Regions from separate parts of the Mus musculus genome. Here region 1 is linked to region 2. The links are chromatin loops, found by intact Hi-C in ENCODE. Cell type or tissue: heart. All regions are shown on one strand.

Region 1 (8,000 bases), 55 kb before region 2:
ATGGAGGCTGGGGAGAGTCCTTCCTGCCTTTGCAGGTTAAGGGCTACGGGAGTCCTTGGCTTGTGGCTTCATTGCTTCATTCGGCCTCCATCTTCTTATGACCTGCTCCATGTCTCTCTATCACTTATAAGTACACTGTCAGTAGGTTCAAGGGACACCTAGGTAACTTGGAATGGTCCCATTTTAAGACCAATATATTCACAATAACTATAGTTTGGGAGACACCTATTTTATAGATGTAGCAACTGTTCCCTTGAGGTACTAGTTCCTGAGGTGGCACTGGGTAACATGGTTGGGGAGTGAGTCTCCAACTGTAATCTCCCATAGGCTTCTGCAGTGGATGGGGGCACTCACACTACCTGACCTTCGATGGCACCTCCTATACTTTCCTGGATAACTGTACCTCCGTGCTCATGAGAGAGATCCACCCTCGCCATGGTAACCTGAGCATCCTTGCCCACAGCTACTACTGTGGGGCTACCACAAATGTCACCTCCTGTCCCCGTGCCCTCAGTGTGTACTACAACTCCATGGAGATTATCCTTACCATCAGCACCACTGAGAGCGGGAAGGATGAGAGCCTGGTGAGTCTTGTGATAGGTATGGCTCCCATACCACACTGCAAACATGAAGTCTAGATATGGGGTGACATAGACAGAGATGAAAAGCCCCGAGGACCAAGAACATTCTCCCCTCTGCAGAAATGGCCTGTAGGAGCTGGCCTGCGCAAAGAAATGACTCCTAGTTCTAGACTGAGGAAGACAATAGAAATGCCCCTAATGTTTGGGAGGGGGAACTCCCAAAGCAGCGTGCTGCCTAGCTGGCCCTCTGATTATTGGTTCCCTCTGGACATCCCTAGATTATATGGGACCAAATGTGGATACGATCAGGCTTCAGTAAGAATGGTGTGACCGTGTCCTTGAGTGGGGCCACCACAATGAGTGTCAACATTTCCACCATTGGCACCATCATCACCTTTGATGGGAACATCTTCCAGATATGGTTGCCCTACAGATATTTCAGCAGCAATACTGAGGGCCAGTGTGGTGAGTAGTCACGACCTGGATCATTATGGTTCTGTAAGTGGGGGAAGAAACAGGTCTATGGGAAACAGCGGAAGCTGATGTAATCCCTGCCTTACTCACCAGGTACCTGCACAAACAGCCAGATAGACGACTGCCGCCGGCCTGATGGCACCATAGCTTCTGACTGCCAGGACATGGCCAAAGAATGGCTGGTGCCTGGGAACAGTAGCAGCAGCTGCTTAGCTCAGCCTAGCCCTCTCCCGAGCACCACTCCCCAGACCCCAGTGTCCAGCACACTGACCTCCACCCCATGCCCCTCTGCACCTCTCTGTGAGCTGATGCTGAGCCAGTGAGTTGGCCTTTGGGGTGGTGGGGCTGGGCAGTAGTTCCCTTGGCCAACCTCCCTGCTGAGCTCCCAGCCCTGACCACTTACTGTCATAGGGTCTTCGCAGAGTGCCACAGGCTCATCCCTCCAGATGCCTTCTTCAGAAGCTGTGTCAGTGACCACTGCAATGCCAATATTACTGACATGCTCTGTCAGAGCCTGGAGGCCTATGCAGCACTCTGCCGGGCCCAAGGTGTATGTACCAACTGGCGCAATGCCACTGGAGGCTTGTGTGGTAAGTTGGAAGCATCCAACTTAGGGCTCCCGCTTCCTTGGTTCTTCTGAACCTGTTTGATGACACTCTTTGTGCCCACAGACCTCTCCTGTCCACCCACTAAGGAGTACAGGCCCTGTGGACCCCTGCATCCAGCATCCTGCAACTCGAGGTGAGTAGTACCTCAGTGACAGGGAATGTGGAGGTAGCAGCTGGCCTCCCAGGCATGTCTGAAGAGTTGACACTGAGCCTGTGGGTACCTTCATCCCAGGACTCCCTGGGATGTTCACAACTGGCTCTGAGAGGTACTCCCCGATTTCTGATGTATACTCTGCTGCTCCTCCTCACATTAGGACCCAGGATAGTACAACTGGGATGCTGGCAGAGGGCTGCTTCTGCCCTGAGAACCAGCTCCTCTTCAACTCACGCATGGACATCTGTGTGTCAGAGTGTCGTAAGTGCCATTCACCTACCGTAAGACAAACCCTGCCCCACCCCTGCCCTCCATAGGGTCCCTCCTCACCTCCCAAGCCAGGATCCTGTTCAGCCTGACTAGTGTGAGAGAAGATCCTGGTGAGGCCATAATTCCTGCAGATGTCAAAAGGCCTCCTGTGAGTCTGCCACCATTCTGTCTAAACTTTGCTGCTTGGGGCTGGTCAGAGAACCTGCCTACCTTCACCACTAAGAGCTAGAATCTCAACATCTAATCTTACTACTGTCCCAGGGACCTGACAGCCTCAGAATAGATAGAGGTCTTGGCTTGGGTACAGGTAGCCAGAGCTAAGAGCACAGTCCTCTTAGCTTATAACCCCCTTCTGCCTGACCTTGAATCCCAGCATCTTCAGTAATAACTTTACTCATTTCCTTCCAGCCTGCGTGGGACCAGACGGGCTACCCAAGTTTGTGAGTAGTGCTGCTCGCTGGCCTCTGCTTGAGCTAAAGTAAAGATCATGAAGAAGGGAGGGAGGGAGGGAGGGAGGGAGGGAGGGAGGGAGGGAGGGAGGGAGGGAGGGAGGGAGGGAGGCCAAGTCTTCACCCAGGAAGCTCCTGGGCTCCTAGGCTTCCTTCCTGCTGCCACTCTGGGCAGCAGAGAGCTAACCTGCTTAGGGTAAACCACGACCTGGAGTTGAGTTCAGGTAGACAGGCCAGGGACTTTAGGACCTCAGAGCCTTCAGAGATCCTGATTTGGCCTGTTTCAGCCTGGAGAACACTGGATCAGCAACTGTCAGGCCTGTGTATGTGAGCCCGGCTCTGTGTCGGTACAGTGTGAGCCAGTGAAGTGTGAGAGCCAGGATAAACCCCCACAGTGCACAGAAGCTGGCTTTGTGACTGTGACCTGGCCCAGTGCTGACAATCCATGCTGCCCCGAGACACTGTGTGGTGAGCATCCTGGGGACATAGAAGAGTCTCACTCTAGCTTAGCTGCACTGGGCCATGTGAGAGGTGGGGGATGAGCTCAAGATGCTTCAGTTTTTCACCTAAAAATGAAGCTGGCGACTCTGGTCTGAGCTAACAAAGCAGAGAGTTGGTGAGGACCAAGAGGGTCAAAGACTGAGGGGATTTGTTGAAACCCAGAAAAACCATGAAGCACACTAGGTACCGGGGGTGGGGAATGACACCAGAGGCCAGTGTTTCCAGAAAGGAAGAAGACGGGAGGGGTGGCTAAATGGGCAGTGTCCTGACAGAACTTCCTCTCAACAGTTTGCAATTCAACCACCTGCCCCAAGAGCCTGCCCACGTGTGAGCCAGGATATGAGCTGGTCCAGACCCATGAGAATAGCAGCTGCTGCCCCAGCTACAGCTGTCGTAAGTAGGAATGGGGCAGAAGCATGGGCGAGGGGACACTGAGCCTGGTTGCAATGGAGTCCAGGGATGCAGGGGAGCAAGGGTTTGTGCCCTGCTGCCAGATGTATATACAATTCCCTTTCCTTTCAGGACCTAAGCTGTGTACATACAATGACACCATCTATGGGGTAAGGGCTCAGTCCAGACGGGGTGAATGGCAGGGGTAGGTTGAGGTAGGTGGGAAGCCCATGTCCCCCGGTCCCTGGTCTTGTCTCAACATTCTTGCCATGGATGGCAGATGTGAAGAGGGGGTTTGGGCCCTTAAGAGGGAAAATATCTGGGCCCTGTGGGCTCTACCTGGATTCACTTACACATCCTGACCTGATACGCTCACCCATATCTGCCTTGCCTTCCGAGTCACTCTTCTCTTCTGCTCTAGGTTGGTACAACCTTCCCAGGGGGTCCCTGCCACACATGCACCTGCCTCTCTGATGGTGACCAAGAGCCAAAAGTAGAGTGTAAGGAGACGAACTGTACCACCTCTTGTCCCCAGGTGAGCCTGTGGCCCAGAAAACATCCTAAGAGGCTACCCATGGCAGCCTATCACTGAGAGTCCTCCAGTTCACCCTCAGTTTGAGGTCTGTTTTAAAAGGCTGTTGTATTAGGAAGGTTGAGAACCACTGCAGCCAACAAAGAGAAGCAGGGTGAGCTAAGCTGTAAGACCTGGGAGCACAGAAAGATATGACCTTTCTGCAGTTCTTGTTAAGGAAGCCCAGAGCCCCAAGTGTGTGCTTAGGAGGGTGACTGGGATACATGAGAGACCTGACCATCTCTCCTGTCTCCACAGGGCTTCAAGTACACGCTGGTGCCAGAGCAGTGCTGCGGGGAGTGCCTGCAAAATGCCTGCCTCACACCAGAGGGCCACGCGGTACAGGTAATAGGAGAGGGTGGAAGGAGACCTACCCTTGAGCAGGCCTCAGCCACAAGTGGATCGATTGCTGCCTGGACCTCTACTGTGTGATTTGCTTTCCAGCCCAATGAAACCTGGGTGAACAGTCCTGTGGACAACTGCACTGCATACCACTGTATGGCTGAGAATGGAGTCTATGTGCTGACCCCAATCCCCACATCTTGCCCTGATGTATCCAACTGTACGGTATGTGCCTGGGAGGCCCTGCCTTTGGGTGGTCCACCCTTATAATGCCCCTGAAAGGCTCTGCCCCAAGGAGTCTGTGTTTCTACAGCTTGTTCCCCTATCCCAACTCTGCTCCAGTCTTGTTCTATTCTTGGCTCTGTAGGGAACCCTAAGGAAAACGGGCTGCTGTTACTCCTGTGAAAAAGAGGGTAAGTTGGAGACATCTCCTATCTCCTTCAGCTCCATCCAGTTCCCACCAAAAGCAATACAAGTTTCTCCCACGGGATGGCAGATCCCACCAGGGTCCCAGGATGAGAGAAGGGGTAGGCCACCCATGAAAGGTGTGTCAGTACTTCTCTCACTGCTGTGACAAAACATGGGACAAAGTCATTTTAAGGAAGGAAGGAAGGATTTGTTTGGCTCCTGGTGGGAGTGTGCCGTCCCACCATGGTGGGGAGACGTGGCCATAAGAGTAGAGGCAGATATCTGCAGCCAGGAAGCAGCGAGGGATGAACACTGGTTGGCAGCTCACTTTCTCCTTTCCATTCAGGCTGAGACCCCTGCCCATGGAGGTCTGGCCACATTCAGTGTGGGTCTTTTCTCATAAATTAACTTAATCTAGAAAATCTGAGCTTCTCTCTTAGGTGATTCTAGATCCTGTCAAATTGACATCATGGAGGGTGAGCTTTACCAGGTCCAGGGGCTCCGAGTAAGGGTCTAGGGTCCCTGCACTGGCCTGTCTACTTTGCAGACTCAAGTACCTGTCAAGTGCACGTAAATGCGACTGTCTTGCGGTATAAGGGCTGTGAGACAGAGGTCAACATCACCTTCTGCGAGGGTTCCTGCTCTGGAATATCCAAGTGAGTACCTAACCTCCCATGAGAGTACAGCAAAACTAGTTGCTACTTGTCACCTTGGGTCTCACAGAGACTGTCCCCTGCTTAGGGTCAGGAGGTCACATATAGCTCTCTGCACAAAATAGGGGTTTGGTTGGGGACTCATGGGCAGGAATCTGAATATGTGTAAGGGATCAGGCAGTATTGGATCCCTCTGTTAGCCCTAGATGGCCCTAGATGGCCCCAGGCTGTGGTCGGCTGTGAAGAGGGAGTGTCCAAGAAGTGTCCAGTGAGAGTCTGTAGTTAAAGAGGGCAGGAAAAATGGCCAGAGGTTCACTTCAGGGCTTAGGGTGGCTTTCCAGAGGGAACATCTGTACAGGATCAGCAGAATGGAAGGGGAATAGAAGCACAGAAGGCTATGAGAGATGGAGTAGGGTTTAAAGAGAGTCCAGGAGGGCTAAGGCTTTATGTTTAAGAAAGCAGCCATGCTGGACAGTCAAGCGGCTGTCAAGAGCCCACAGAGAACCATGAATGATTCTACTGCTAAGAGGAGCACCCTCCCATGTCCACAGGTACTCCATGGAGGCCCAGGCCATGGAACGCCAGTGCACCTGCTGTCAGGAGAGCAAGGTCCATGATGTAGCTGTAACTATGCAGTGTCCTGATGGTACAGTCATCCAGCACACCTATACCCACATCGATGAGTGCAACTGTGCCCCGGCCTGCAGCTCCCTGCCTGGGACTTCCATGATTGCTTCCTAGAGCCCATTGCTAGAAGGCAATTGCATCCCTAACCCCTTATGTCCCTCCACCTGGGGCAGAACCTGCACAACTGACCATGAGAACCTTAGGCAGGCAAGCTCCCCGAGGCCCACAAGAACCCTCTGTGGCCCTCACTGCCTCTGCTCCACCCTCCGCCTGCCACTGTTAAGACCAGCATCAAAGAGGGTGGTGGGGCAATCAAGATCCACTTGAGGAGGGTTCCAGGTGAGGATCTGGCCCTGAGGAGCCTGTTGGCTGTTTTGGCCTCATTCTCTGTGAGAGCCTGTGGCTGTTAAGGCTCCCCACAGCAAGCCTGTGTGTCCTCTGTCACATAAAACAAGCCCTGTGTCAGGCATCTCATGCTCACAAAAGCAGATGGGACTGTCCAAGCAAGATCAGCTACCAGGGATCTGTATCAGGCAAGGTGGCTGCCTGCTGGAGGGGCTCTGGGATCTGGGGTTGAAGAGGGGTCTGTGCTCACTCATCCCTAAGCTGCAATAAACCCTGGCACTGTGTGTCTCTTCTGGTGTCTTTTCGTGGGCACGCTGTGTGGCTCCCTGTTTGTGGTTCAAAGTTGCCAGGAACAGAGCTAGAGCTATCACTAGAACACGAGGGAGGAGAAGGCGTCTAAAAGGAATAGGGGAGAGGTACCTAGCCATTGGCTGGACACTGAGAGCATGGGCAGGAGCAAAGCAAGCCAGGGACCCACACACCAGCCTCGCAGCCACTGAACCCAAGGGCAGCATCAGGACATCCTAGGCAGACAGAGGAGCCTGTGGGCTGAGGAGGCCATCCTAGCACCCATCAGTGTGGTGGCTGCAATGGGCAGACACGTGGAGAAGGGTGCTTTGCACTGCTCAAACACCAAGAGGCTGTGGCTACATTGGTGCTAGGACCCTACATCCTGTTCTGCCTCCTCAGGTGCACTATATTTAAGATACCTGTCAATGACTGGCTTACTATACACGTGGCTATCAGCTGCTCCTTTCTTTCCTGCCCTCTGTTAAGAGTGGAGAACACTCCGTGCATGTGGCAGGGAATTACAGAGTTGGAAATGTGGGGCTCTATGGCTTGGGTTCCAGAGGTAGGAGTGGAAAGAAGGAAACATGACAAGGGGAAACCATGTGTAGTGTGGGCTGATAATGTCCTGGCTGGACTGCGTAGGAAGGGTACAAGATAATCTCCAGATGTACAGAATGTGGCCAATGGTGGGGCCGTGACCTGGGAAGATAAAGACACAGTGGTTAGCTATGACCCCAAAAGCTTCTGGAGAAGAAACCAGAGGGGTCCTGCTATGGGCTGTGGGCTGCTCCCTGCTCCCCAGAAGTGGATGCAAACAGACCCAGTGTGGCAAAGCTCCTGGGCCTGGGGTGGAACACCCAGGCCCTCACAGATGTGGCCAGTAAGCCTGCCTTTCCTATGCACTTGGTGAGGTCTATCTGGCAGACAGCATGCTGGGGATTGACAAACATGGTCCAGCGGTTGATGAGGCAGTGGGTGTGCTGAGGGACAGCAGGAGGATACAGAAGTCAGTTTCTCTAAGCTCACCTTTGACCTAAGAGTGTGGCTTCCAGGACAAAAAATTCCATGTGCCTGTCCTCATGAAGCCACAGCAAAATGCTGATTCCTCAACCCCTCCCAGTGAGGCATGGCACCGTCACTGGGAGTCGAGAGCATCATTTGGTAGGGATGCTCTCAGATGTTAAGGTCCTCCATGTCAAGGGACACTATGGCCACATATATAGTATGCACCATCACTGTTCTACCCACTGGGGAAACAGAGGCACCAAGAGATGAAAACCTGCTTCAGCAGGAACAAGGCCTGCTTCAGCCAGGGCAGTAGACACAATAGTCCATG
Region 2 (8,000 bases):
CTAGCTTGCCTTGTTTTTGTACTGATTTTTGCCTGTGGCCTGAGGTGCCTTTCCCTTTCTAGTGACCATTAAACTCTTCTTGTTCCTTTATTTCTCTGCTTTTAAGTCTTTCTCCACTACCTTCTGCCTGGAAATCTCTTGCTCATTCAGCAAGACCCAGTCTTAGGAGTTGTCAGGACATCTCAGGGGGACAAAAAGCACTTGTTGCCAAGACCATGGCACACACATTCCCAAATATATATATATATATATATATATATATATATACTAAAAATAAAGAAATAGATGGATGGATGGACAGACAGATAAAACTCATCATGGATAAAGGCAGTCTCCACAGTCCTAGGCACCAGCACTAATATTAGTCATCTTGGAATCTGGCAGAAATATCCCTTCTCACAGATGAGTAGATTCTTACATACAGGGCTGAGAGGCTGCACAGATAGCTAACATCCATGCACAGATAGCTTAGGGAAGCTTAGCTGCTTCTCACTCCTCACAAGAGCCTCACACCCCGCATAACAAAACAATAACAAAACCCAAAACCTTGTGTTTCTTCTCCCTTCGTGTGTGTGTGTGTGTGTGTGTGTGTGTGTGTGTGTGTGTGTGTGTGTATGTATGTGTGTGCTTATTCATAAGTCTGGGTGTGATCACATACATGCTATAACAGGAGAGCAGGAATCACACGACAACCTCATATGTCTGTCCTTGACATCGTTTGGACAATGCCTTGAGACATTGTCTCTGTCATTTCTCTGCTACATACTTCCAGCTAGCTCTGTAAGCTTCTGACCCTTCCTGTCTCTGCCACCCATCACACATTAGGAGTGCCAGGATTGTAGGAGTGAGTTTCTGTGCTCAGCTTTGTATGGGTTCTGGGTATTTGAACACAGGTCTGCATGCTTGTGTGCAAGTGCTTTGTCCACAGAGACACCTCCACAGTCTTTTCAGACAAAGCCTCTCGCTGGTCTGAAACTTGCCAAATGGCCGAGACTGGCCAGTCAGCAAGCCTTGGGGATCCTCCTGTTTCTGCCTTCCCAGCTCTGAGATTACAAATTTACAGCATCATGTTTAGTTTTTCTATTTTTAAATGTGTATGAGTGTTTGCCCACTTGATTTGTATAAACCATGTGAAACAGTATCCACAGAAGTCAGAAAAGAGAGTAAAATCCCCTGGGACTGGAATTGCAGACAGTTATGAGCTGCCATGTGGGTGCTGGGAACTGAAATCAAGCCGCCTGGAAGAGCAGCCAGTGCTCCTGCCCACTGAGCCATCTCTCCAGCCCCAGTGCTCAGCGTTTTACATGGGTGCTGGGGACTGACCCCAATCTTTGAGTTTGTTTACAGGGAAACACTATTTACTGAACAGCACAGACAAAGGACTCAGAATTCAACTAACTTCCTTGTAAACTGGTCAGGCACATACATCATGGGAACTAGAACATTTTATCCTGGAAAGAGGTGGGAGGCTCCCAAGACTCAGGAGCTTCAGGAGGCTGACAATGCAGATAAAACTCTGCAATTCACTGCTACATCTACTCCAGTAGTGACAAGCTCGACAGGCCCCGAAAACCTGGGCGCTGTCCTGAGGCGAAAAGTTCATGGACACTTAGTCTCCTGGAATCGTGGCATCCTGTATAAAGAATGCTCCAATGTCCTTGCTTTAGTTGGTAAACAGATCTGTGTGCTTTCCTTTAATATTGCTTTATTACAAGTGCTCTTAAGGATTGATATTTTGACATATAGCTAAGTTAGATTTTAGGCAGTCCTTGATCGACCCTGGGCATGGATAGCTAAGTCACTGCCCTACACAGGAATTTACCATTATCTAGGAAGAAGGAAGTTTGTGATCTAAGAAGGAACCAGAGTAGATACTTAGAAGTATAGATAGCTGAGTTACACCCATACACAAGTATTTACAATGGCCTAGGGGGAAGGTGGACTATACAATAGACTAGAATAAGAACTATGGCAAGGGCATGAAGCCCTTGACCCTGGCTTCTAAGATTAAGTGGACCTTAGGTGGAGCTGTTTTTGATCCCAGTTGTTAACATTGAATTTTATCCCAGTTGGTTCCTGCCAGTACTTTTGTGTTTACATTCCTCTGTTTTGTGTAAGAATCCAGTAACCTCTTTGTACCTTGCCAAAGTTGTGTCACCCAACTTCCCTATTTTCTTCTGTATAAAAAGCTTGATGCTTGATTTGACAAATTGCATTCAGATTCTGCACAATCTCTTGCGTCGCTTCTGTTTGTCATTCGCTGACTCCTTGTCCACCTGCAACCAGAGACCCGTTCCACACAGATAGGAGACCCAAAAGGGGGATAGTCTGTGGCAATTCATAGGGCCATTGTTGTGCTCACCTCGTCCAGCAAGAAAAACACAACACGGTCGGATTCTTCTCAACAGCCTTCTTTATTTCAGGAACACCTCGATGCTACGGGAACCCGGGAAAGCCAGGGAGGACTGCTTATATACACCCCAGCACTGGGGAGAGCTATGTGTCCTCCTGGGATTGGTCAGTCTGCCAGCAGATTGATTTGTATGCACCCGCTTGGGAGGGGTTGGCGCCAGATTCGGGCTAGCGCCTGCGCAGTGCCATTGTTTACGACGGTGTACCGGAAGCCGGCGCCATCTTTTAGGTGCCCAGCTGCCTACAGCTCATAACTCTACCAAGACTGTATAAGATCGCAAGCAGTAAGTGTTGGGGAGGAGAGATGCCTTTGTGAAGCTACCTGCAACCTGTGTTCTATCAAAGAAGCTTTAAGTCCTTGGTTCACCAAGCTAGACTTGGGTGGAAAGGATGTCTTCGATCTGCCCTTGATACCTTACCTAGAGTGAACAAACATTTTGTTCACGTCTCCCCCAGAAAACGTCACAACAGAGGCAGGAGGACAACCTCACAGAAGTAGATGCACCTGGCTGTGATTCATGGTTTTAGAGTGGACTTCAGAACCCCTTGAAAAGATAATATAGCTGAAAGAGTGACTGTTTCAGTCAGCTGATTATGGAGAAAAGATGTCCAGGTGGGAACACTGTGTTCTATGACCCTGGCTCTGTGGGAGAGGACATTAAGAACAGAATGGAGAGAGGGGCTCCCAGTTCTCAAGTTCTTCCAGCCACCTCCTAGGACCATTTGAATTTGATGCACCTCAGAGTGTTTGCTTCTGCAGGCTGTCATAGTGTTGAGCCTGCCTCTTGTAAGGCTCCATCCTCCCATCCTACACCCACAATTGTTCCCTAGCCTCCTCTGAACAATGTTTCCAAATAAGAGGGAAGAAAGGCCACTGATCAGAAATCAGAAATCACCGGTCCTGCCTGCAGAAACCAAGTCAGGGGACCTCTAGCGCCACCTGGCGGTCGAGGTGCAAGAGTCTCCACCCCCCTCCGCACCCCCAGAGGGGTGAAGGAGGGAGGGGATTCGAAGGCCAGGCTACAGTAGCCAGGATGGCCATGAGGTTTTCCAGCTCTTGAGCTTCCCAGCCAGCTTACCATCACCTTTTCGACTTTTCTGTCTCTGTATCTATCTTTGTCACCAGGTCTCTCAGTTTCACCTCCTCCCTCCTTTTAAAATGCTTTCTATTGATCTTCTGTTTCTTTCCCCTGCCCTGGCTTTACTCCTACAGCAAGAAGGAGCACTGCCCTTCACTGGCACCCTGACCCCCTTCTTTTTTAGGATCTGGAGGTGGTTTATGTGGCCAGAGTATCCCCAGAGCTGAGATTCCTCCAGTGACTGACGGCTTCGTGGTCCACTGGGCTCCTGGAGCATCAGACAACAATGGACAGCCTTTAAATTGGTGGCCGTTTGCCGCTGCTCAGGCGCTAACAGTAAGTGTCCCTTTTCTGAGTCTCTGGGCAATAGTGGACAGAGACATAGCTGTCCCTGAGAGGACAAAACTGACCACCTGAGTCCAGCACCCTGTTTCCATCAGCATCTGTACCACATCCCTCAACTCTATTTCCAGAGCATTATCAAGGGTCCACAAGGACTTGGCATTTCAGGAGATAAGCCAGAGAAACATGGAGGACAAAGCCAGAGCAGAGAGGAGAGCCAGGCCATGTGGGAGTGAGCAATAGGGTGTGCACATATGTGTGGCTGAGGTAGGTGAGGGGTCTACCACATGCCTGTGTAGCCGTGGCACATGATTTGTCCTCATATACTGTGGAGGTATTGTACACAAAGGGACTTTGTATGTATGTATACATGTGTGTAGTTCATGTACATGTATGAGCATAGATATCTGCACAAAGGTACATGATGTGGTTATAGACAAATGTAGTGGAGTGTGGGTATATAGTTGTGCATATGAATTGTGATGTGTGTGTGGTTATGTAGCACACATACATATCTGTTTTGTGTGCACATACATGAATGTGTAGTACATAGTGGGCATACAGACATGCAGGTCTCAGAGTGTAGTTGGCATGTGTGCATTGTGTGTGTAGGTGTAAGTGCACACATACGTATGTGGGGCCTTTCTGATCCAGTGTATGGGACTCTTCTTGTTTCTGGGGGAACCTTGGCTAATGACACCCACCTACCAAGAGAGTGGTAGGCACTGCACCCAGGTGCTAAGATGACCCACAAAACAATAACACACCAGTGTGTGTGTGTGTGTGTGTGTGTGTGTGTGTTGGCATCACACCATGACTGTCCCAAATGCTGTAGAGTAATCATCCCTTGGAGGAATGGTTGCCCCAACTGGGTGGACCACAGGGGATCACTTCTGATGTTGATAGAAATACTTTCTGGTGCATGATAAGATATGAAGGGAAGCTACCAGAAAATAGATACAGGATTAAAACATGCAACCCACCCCTGAGATGAGAAGTGGAACAAAGAGAGTTCAGTTGACATGGCGATGACTAGTGTCTTAGTGATCTTTTTATTCTCGTATAACACACCATGACCAAGGCAACTTATAAAAGGAAGCATGCAATTTGGCTTACTGTTTCATAGGGTTACAGTCCATAATGGTGGAGCAAAGAAACAGCTAAGAGCTCACATCTTGATCCATAACCATGAGGCAGCGAGAGAGGACTGAGTCCTTTTGAAAATTCAAAGCCTGCCCCCAGGGACATATCTCCTCCAATACACCCACACTTCCTAAGCCTTCCCAAACTGTTCTACCAACTGGAGATCAAGAATCTAAATTCTACTTTAAAGCACCACAGCTGGAGAAGGATGTAAGGGCCTGCTCAGTAGGTGGCAGAGTAGATGGGAACACTGAGAATCACAGTAGTGTCCAGGCCTCAATCTCTACTGAGACTTTCAGCTTTGAGAGTGTTGGGAAAGAGACCAAAGCCAGCATGCCATTTATAGGAGACACAATAGAAAATGAACAACAAAAAAGGGGAGAAAACAGAGGTTAGGCAGCCAGCCAAGAAGACAAAGAGAAAACAACTGTGCTTATAAATACATATAATAGATGCTCATTTAAATGGTTAAGTGTGGCACTGGCAAGATAAGGTTTAGCGGTTAAGAACACTGTTTGCTCTTCTAGAGAACCTGGGTTCAGTTTCCAGCACCTAGATCAACTATAATTCCAGTTCCAGGGGATCTGATGTCCTCTTGTAACCTCTGTGGGCAACAGACATGCTTACATACATTCAGGCAAACCATCCAAACATATTAAATAAATTATATACATTTTAAACGTCAGGTGGGCTGGCTCTGAGCCACAGATAGCTCATCAGGTGAAGGGGCTGGCAAACCTGACAACCTGAGTTTGACGAGAACCCATGTGGTGGAAGGAGAGAATTGACCCTTGAAGATCATTGTTTGACCTCAGCAGATGAGCCATGACATAGGCATGTGTGTGTGTGTGTGTGTGTGTGTGTGTGTACATACACAGAGGCACAGAGACACACACAGAGAGACACACAGGCACACACAAAATGTAATAACATTTTTTTCTAAAATATTAGGCCAGATGTGGTAGTGTATACCAGTAACCCTGGCCAAAGGAGCAGAATTATGAATTCAAACCCATCCTAGGCTATATTGTGAGCCCCTGTCTCAACAAAACAAAACAATATGTACACCCCCTCCCACAAACCATAAATAAATCAAAAAGTGAAAACTCAGCACGTGTCGAGAAAGGAAAGGAAAGGACGGTGTTATAGACATTTAGCTACTTATGCCATTAAACTTCCAACTATTGAAATGGATAATTTGTAGGTCAGAACATTTGGGGTCAGAACAAACTCATTCACTAAACTCATTCCCAAATGTCCTGTGATAGCATCCTAGGACCCAGGCCAACTAGAGTAGGGACAGGGAGTAGATAAACATGGGCCCCTGCCCGTGAGCCTCCAACTTTGTAACAGGACCTGGAGAGGCAGACAGCCAGGCTGAAGGTGACTGGGAGAGTGGAGGTAGTGACTTTTGCCTGATACTGATACAGTGAGGACCTGACGGCGGGCTCAGTGAATAGTCAAGTTGTATATTCCGTCCAAATGTGAACATAAGCTGTGTCCCTACAGCTGCAGACAGCTCCCTCGGTCCTGGCTCCTGCACAGTCACAGACTAGACTGGCTCCTGCACAGTCACAGACTAGACAGAGAACCACTCATATAGACACACACAGACATGTACACAGACAATCCACATGTCACACACACCCAGACATACATTCACACAGCCCAGTCTCACACACAGTCCCAGAGAAACACACACAGAGACACATAGACATAGGCATGCATACATAGATACACATAGACTAGCATACAGACAGCTCACACGTCACAGATCCATAGACACACACACACACACACACACACACACACACTCACACCAAGAAAGAAATACACCAAAAGAGAAAGACACAGGACAATACTTCAGAGGATGCAGACACAAAGACTCCAAGGAGGTTCACTCTTCCGTTTATGTTAGTCCCTGTGCCCCATATTCAGGAGGTGTCCCTGTCCCATGGCTATACCTATGGCCTGTCCCCTGCCCCTCCCAAGATAAATGGTTTTCCAGGCTTGGAACTGTGGGTTCTCTACACTTGTGGAAATGCACAGAGCTGCCTTTGTGCTTCCTAAATAAGACACTAGGAACGGGAGGATGGAAATAGCAGCTAGTCGTGGTGGGAAGCGGGTTATCTCGGCGCGAGGGCGGCAACAGTAGGAAGTCTATTATTGCACCCAGCTCAGCGCACAGAGCGGGAAGTGCATCAGGAATAGAAATCAGTGTCTTAGCAGCCCAGGATGTGGCTCAGAGTGCCCCCCCCAAGCAATGTCCCCTAACTCCTTCCATGTCAGACGGACAGGACATTCCTTACGTCTAAAACGAAGCACAAAGGAGAATTTAGGGAGACTTAGCGTGTTCACTTCCAAGTTTTTGGCCCACGGCAGAGGCGGTTTTCTCTGTTTTTGGTTATGAATTAAATTCTCCCAGACTGTCACGGTTTTTGTAGTTCTCTGACACATCTCTTGCTGGATTTACTCACAGGTATTTGATATTTGGAGGGGGGTACCATGAACATCGTCTCCTCTTAACCATGGTTTGAACAACTTGGTTTTTTGTTGTTGTGTTGTTGTTGCAGCTTGGTTTGACTTTAGTTTTTGTCACTGTGATGGTTGCTGGCTGTTTGTTTTAGACATCTCTAATGTAGTTGAGGATGACCTTGAACTCCCGATCGATCTTCCTGCCTGTTGAGAGGACGTGTGTACATCACCTCACCTGGCTCACAACTGACTTCTTGCACCACTTTTTCCTTTTTTCTTAGTAGTTTCCTGCATATGTAAGTATGGTAGGTGTGTGTGTGTCTGAGTGTGTACTGGTGTGTGTGTGTGTGTGTGTGTGTGTATGAGTGTGTGTCCATGTGAAAGCCCACGGCTGATGTTATGAGTCTTCCTCCAGCTTCCTTCTGCCTTTTCATTGTGCTCTTAGATTTGGCTAGTCTCCTCACTAGCCAACTTGCCCCAGGAATCCCTTGTCTCTGCCTTCGAGGGCTGTAATTGGAGGCAGGCTGCTGTGCCCACTTGGCACTTGTG

Evidence for each region. Hi-C counts contacts between places; a loop is a spot of excess contacts. Peaks named below come from ENCODE experiments on the same cell type or tissue, not always from the same donor. Only the 100,000 strongest peaks of a DNase experiment are listed, where the experiment ranks them.
Region 1: a loop joins it to region 2, with 4 times the contacts of the local background. A loop is called at or near these places in 2 of 42 quality-filtered maps.

The regions. Positions count from the first base shown.
Region 1 is chr7:141,866,429-141,874,428 of GRCm38, forward strand. It overlaps Muc5b (mucin 5, subtype B, tracheobronchial), which reads left to right. Exons shown (of 49, transcript NM_028801.2): 34 at 328-584; 35 at 860-1,046; 36 at 1,149-1,374; 37 at 1,467-1,645; 38 at 1,727-1,796; 39 at 1,978-2,078; 40 at 2,496-2,527; 41 at 2,824-3,004; 42 at 3,326-3,430; 43 at 3,560-3,597; 44 at 3,849-3,962; 45 at 4,257-4,343; 46 at 4,443-4,565; 47 at 4,708-4,753; 2 more. The coding sequence ends at 6,142. Among named protein-coding and RNA genes, the nearest start is that of Muc5b, 31 kb to the left of the region's middle. In heart, a CTCF peak has its summit at 4,318; no DNase peak of the experiment used is centred here; H3K27me3 peaks cover 570 bases.
Region 2 is chr7:141,921,757-141,929,756 of GRCm38, forward strand. Gm32539 (a long non-coding RNA gene) reads left to right here and starts at 2,547. Exons shown (of 3, transcript XR_378616.3): 1 at 2,547-3,025; 2 at 3,676-3,827. In heart, a CTCF peak has its summit at 3,367 (motif pointing left); a DNase peak (open chromatin) is centred at 3,375; H3K27me3 peaks cover 1,429 bases.